Regions from separate parts of the Mus musculus genome. Here region 1 is linked to region 2. A link is a contact called in ENCODE Hi-C or POLR2A ChIA-PET data. All regions are on one chromosome and are shown on one strand. Each heading gives the region's core, a stretch centred on a gene start or an enhancer-like site at or near the end of the contact. The rest is flanking DNA. Distances are from core to core; before and after follow the strand shown.

Region 1 (2,700 bases), core at 192-2,691, 170 kb before region 2:
GGGCCTTGGCCTAGTTAACTAGTATATTAGTGTGTTTACAGGACCACTGGGTATCTTCTCCCTCCTGAAATTCTGAGAAGACCATTCTAATAAATATGTTCTGGCTCAGCGCCCCACTCTCCTCTTACACCCTCTCTTCTCTCCTCTCCCCCCTCAGAAATCTGCTCCCCTCTTTTCAACCAGTCTCTCTTCCTTTTCTTCCTTGAGAACGTACCCCCCCACACACACTCATTCCACATTGTAACCCAGTACTCCAGGAAGATTGTCTTAGTGTGCTTCCCATTGCTATGATAAAATATTGGCCAAAAACCGACCTGGGGAAAAAGGGTTCATTTCATCTGACAACTCTCAGGTTAACCTCCATCGCTGAGGAAAGTCATGGCAGGAACCCAAGGCAGGAACCTGGAGGTGGGAACTGAAGCAGAGGCTTGCTCGCTGCCTGCTGACTTGCTCCTTGTGGCTAGCTTGGCTTACTTTTCAATGCAACTCAGGGCCACCTACCCAGGGTGGCACCACCCACAGTGGGCTGGGCCCTCCCATGTCAATCATTAAGGAAGAAAATACCTGACAGGCCATTTATTGGGGACATTCTATCAACTGAGGATACCATGTGTATATTCTCTAATAAAGTCTGTTTTTACTTTTTCAGCCCACTTTTTAATTGCATTTCCCCCTTATTGTTGCATTTACAATGTTCTTGATCTTCATGGCTCCAAGTTCTGCATCCAGGTTCAATCAACTGCAGACTATAATATTCTGGAGAAATATCTGTGCTGAATACGCAGACCTTGTCATTCCCTAGAAAACAGAGGACATAGAATTTACATTGGATTAGCTATTTTAAGTGCCCTGGAGATGACTTAAAGTACACAGGAGGTTATATAGACACGAACTAAGCCATTTTTATGTAAGCGTCTTGAGCCCCATAGATTCTGGAATCCTTAGAGGAGGGATCCTGGAGTCAATCCCTAACATACACTGAGGCACTGTGTATTCTGGATAAGTCCTTATTAATTAAGTGGGAGCATTCTTTGAAAACTAGTCACCCTTACTTAGCAAGGAGCATGGCCTAGCAACTGGACCAGCAAACTGGGAAGCATAACACAGGGGAAAAAAAAAATAGTTCCAAGGCTTTAGGGACAGGGGGCACCTGGAAAGCTCTCAGAGGCAGCAAGAGCTCTCTAGGCTCCCGAAGCTTTGGCCCAGGTAGGGTTCCGTGACCCGCAGGCAGCAGGCGGGCAGAGGACACTTTAGCCCAACCCACCTAAGTTTCCGGGGAGAGGGGAAGATTTCAGGTAGGAGCCTGCGAGGAGCTGAAGCAGAGGCCCGCGGGGAGGAAGTAGTACTGTGGGCCCCGCCCACGAGGCCCGCCCTCTGTGGCTGACCCGGAAGCGGTTGTGCGTAACCCTGTACGGCACCGCTCTCTTTTCCGGTCGGCGTGTTTCTGGATCGGAGCGTCTTCCGCAGCCCGGCCTTCACCATGAGCGTCCCGGCCTTCATCGATATCAGCGAGGAAGACCAGGTGCACGATGCTGGGCCCTCGGGGCAACGGGTGCGGGGGATTCCCGGGACGGAGCCCGTGAGGGGGAGCGCGCTCTCCTGACCTGGGTCTCGGCGCGTGCGCGGCCGAGGGTCCGGATGCGGGCCCGGTGGGCGCCAGGGCTCGTCCGCAGTCGTCGATGACGACCCAGAACTTTTCGGGGACAGGGACCAGCGTCTGCTAAGTTCGCGTGTGGCCCGCAGGAGCAACTTTGAGCGTGTGAATGCGGGCCTTCCGCGGCCACAGGCGACGGTGGCATGCATTTTACTAGTTGGCTCGCGTTTTCTGTTCCCAGGCGGCTGGGAGGCAGGAGCATCTGGCGGGCCATCCTGGACACTTTGAAGTTCACTAATTGGGGTTTACACCTGGGTGTACAGGACAGATGGCTTCTCCTTTTTCTGTAACAGGAGGTTAATTGTTGGGATGACAGTCTTTTAATTTTCTACAACCCAAACTGTTCTTCGTGAGCATGCATACGCTTTTATAATACCCACTGACAGAAACTTGGGGTTCCATATGTTACACAGGAGAAGAAAGGAAGTTATGCACACATAGAAAGATGCCGCATTAAGAGTATTTGACAGCAGAGGAAGCTAGAGTTCCCAGGCATTGACTAGTATTTACCAAAAAGGTACTTCAGGCCAGGGGCTGAATAGAGCCTTGGCATTGGCCATATTGTAGAGTGTCTTGTTGTCAGCAAGAATGATATAAAAACATTAAACTTAACTAATTCTTAGAAAAAGATTTGTAAAGCAGGAAGTGAACAAATGCTTTCTTTACATCTTGGTTAGATTATATATTTGTGTCATAAAGAAAAAGAATGATTTCTGCTGTTATTTTGCTTTTTCTAATATGACACTTGAGTTTTCAAAATATCTTTTTTATAATACCATGCCATCTTCTGTATAAAATTACTATGCTATTGTTTGGAAAAATAATTCCATCAGACCTAAGGGTTTGTTAGGTTTCTGAGGTCACCAAACACATTTGTGGGATTAAAAATGTTGGTTATTTTCCCCAAGGCTCTTTTGGCTTTGTCCAGACAATTTGACATCCGTGCTTTTTCTTTCCCCAACCCCCTTCTTGTTTTGATATTTGGGAAGTGTTTCACTATGGCTTGTTAAACCTTGGCTGGCCAGGAACCTGTAGAGATCCCCCTG
Region 2 (2,700 bases), core at 169-2,668:
ACCTAACAAAATGTACTGAATATAATAACCAGGAGAGGCTTTTTCTGCGTACTGGAAAGGAAGTAACGAAATCTGCCCTTGCCCTAGTAGAACTTGACAGTCTACATTGTTAGATACAGATCTCAGAAAGACTCAGTTCTCCCAAAAGCAAAATGGTGTTTATCCCTCTCTTCCCAGGGCTTCCAGCCACAGGTTGTCTAAATGAGGGAGCAGGAGAATGGGTCTCCTGAGAGATACTTCCGATTCCTGTGCTCAACCATAAGGTATTTCTAGCTTCTCCACAGTCTGATCTCCACTGCTTAAGTAAGGTGAAAGAGCAGACTCCATTTTCCAGACCGCTTAAGCCTCTAGGGCGTGGGGCATGGATAGTGTTTGGAAGGAAACAAAAACAACGTCTGCAAAACATATGGAAATTCTTACTTGAATCCATTAATCAGAATAAAATAGATAATAGCCTTTCAGGGAAGAAAACAAATTTGGTGAAAAGTGAATTAACTGGAGACTAGAAAGGAGTGGGAATGCCATTTCACTGTGCTCTGTTTCAACTGTATGAAGTTCCAGGCTACTCTGGCCAAAGAGCAAAATTTAAATAGCGTTCCCAAGAGTAACAGCGCATGCTGTTTGGACATGAAGAGTGTGGTGAGACACTGTTCTCCTATCTTCTCACACCTCGAGCTCTGGGCCTCTTGAATTATTTTTAATTATATCTCTCACACAACATTTTTAAATAGAGAAATTTTCAAAATTTAACTTCATCTCATGACAATTAAGGGTGCTTATGCTCTTGCTGTTTCAAAAAAAAAAAAAGAAAAAAGAAAAAAACTCAACGAAAAGTTCAAGATCTAAGATTATTTGTTCAAGAAGGATGAACTTTTTAGCTGTCTGGGTATATGGGTAGCTACGGCCAAAGATATCTAATAAAAGCAGAAATATTCTGAGAACAAACACAATTTGTCACATTTTGTTTAAATTTACATACCGACACTAACCTAGTAGTATGGAAGATATTAAGCATCACAAGTATTCATCCACTGGAGGCTTATTAGTTAGCAGAGTGATGATATCATCACATGTCAAACAGCTTCTGGAAATTTCCACTGTAAACCCAAGGAGGGAAAGAATGAAAGTAAAAGAGGTGAAACCTTGCATTGTTGTCGTGGAAACAATTTTGACTCGGGGACATATTTGAAAGTATTTTTGTAGACAACCCAGACCTGGTGAAATACATCTGAGAACTTTGTAATTGCTATTAATTGATTTTTGGTCATGTGACAATGCAAATCACTAACAAAGTATATTTTCTCGGATGAATGCTATGTTCTCATCCCTGGACCACCCTGCGAGAACAGCTGACCGAAGGTAACCTCGGGAGGGCGCTCTGATAGGCCGCCAAAGTGTGAGCGTCCGGGTCTCAGTCGAGAAGGGCTGGGGACCGAGAGCGGGAGGTGGAGCGCTGCCAGGTGACCTCCTCGTCCGGTAGCGGTGGGAGTGGCTCCAGCACACAAGCTGGGCCCCGTGCGGCGCACGTTCCCCGAGCGCCCCTGCGCGGATCCTGGGCGCCTCTTTTGCGTCCTGGTGTCGCCTTGGAGCCGCGAAGAGCTAGGCTCCGACTGTCGCCGAGATCCAGAGGCGTCCGCGACTCAGGGCCAGGCCACCTCTCGGGCCAAGCGGATAACTCGGTTCCCGCCCAGGGGCTGCTGGAACATGCGCCCGGGGACACAGGTGCGGCGACCAGCGGCGAGGCGGGGCGGGGAGGAGTGGGAGAGTCATCCAGAGACGATGTCTCGACAGTGGCATTCCAGCACCTAGCTGCCTGTCAGCGTGGGCGAGAGTCGCGTCTGCCTGGGCCAGTGTCCGAACTCTCCTCCGCAGCTTCCCGGGAGTACCTTTTGTTCCCAGGCGCTCCGGAGGTGCCACCTGCCCGGAGCGCCTTGGGTCCCATAGATTAAGAGCGACCCGTGGGGTGCAACAGGTCGTTGTTGACTCAGTTCCGACTAAAACCCAACAGGCTGAGACTTGGCCTGCTTCTTTTCTTTTCTTTTAATGTCGTTGTCACTTTTGTTTTAGTTTGTTTGACAGTTGCTAGACTATGTTTCCACTTCTGATCGTACTCAGCCAGCTGCCCAGACTTACCCTCGCAGTTCCTCATTGTATCAGAAGCCTAAAGGATTCCGAACATGCCCCAGAAGAAGGTAAGCAAGCATGGCTGCCGATTGGGGGAAAACACTTCTGAAACCAGTTGCGGTCTACTGTGTAGATCTCAAGCCAAAGTGTGGTAGGGGGAATTACACGCCCCCGTGAACCACAGTGCAACAGCATATCCTATGTTTTAATTTGTGGCTTTCTTGTTTAGAGTTGTGGGTTTTTAACTATAATATGTACAAACGTATCTCCCTTAGTAAACAGATGTTTAACACCTGGTTTGTGGTTGACTAAATTGAAAGCCTTTTTCGAAGTCCGAAAGTCAGTGAGTTGTCGTTTCCTAGATGAAGCTGTGTGTTAGTTATAAAGAGGAAGGCTGCTTCTTGGAAGACTGACAGGGAGGCCAGACTCTTGTCAGGACTTGTTTGTGCACCGCTGGGAGTCCCCATATAGACAAGTGCTCTACCGCTGAGCCACATCCTGTCCCCTAGTCTGGATTTGTGAGATCCAGAGCAAGGGCTGGAAGGTAGGATGACCCTTCTGGTCATTGTTCCAAAC

The links. Hi-C counts contacts between places; a loop is a spot of excess contacts on that map. ChIA-PET counts read pairs that join two places held with the same protein, here RNA polymerase II (POLR2A).
Region 1: a loop to region 2 is called in a map of regulatory T cell, with 3 times the contacts of the local background. The contact joins the promoter of Eif3m here to the promoter of Prrg4 in region 2. A Hi-C loop is called at or near these places in 1 of 37 maps with a recorded cell type or tissue (regulatory T cell). POLR2A ChIA-PET finds 5 or more read pairs at or near these places in 2 of 5 experiments (Patski and embryonic stem cell).

Annotation. Positions count from the first base shown.
Region 1 is chr2:105,015,768-105,018,467 of GRCm38, reverse strand. It overlaps Eif3m (eukaryotic translation initiation factor 3, subunit M), which reads left to right and starts at 1,441. Exons shown (of 11, transcript NM_145380.2): 1 at 1,441-1,522. The coding sequence starts at 1,481. It overlaps Gm38521 (predicted gene, 38521), which reads right to left and starts at 1,347. Exons shown (of 2, transcript NR_165821.1): 1 at 1,265-1,347; 2 at 1-798.
Region 2 is chr2:104,848,568-104,851,267 of GRCm38, reverse strand. It overlaps Prrg4 (proline rich Gla (G-carboxyglutamic acid) 4 (transmembrane)), which reads left to right and starts at 1,418. Exons shown (of 6, transcript NM_178695.5): 1 at 1,418-1,722; 2 at 2,068-2,192. The coding sequence starts at 2,090.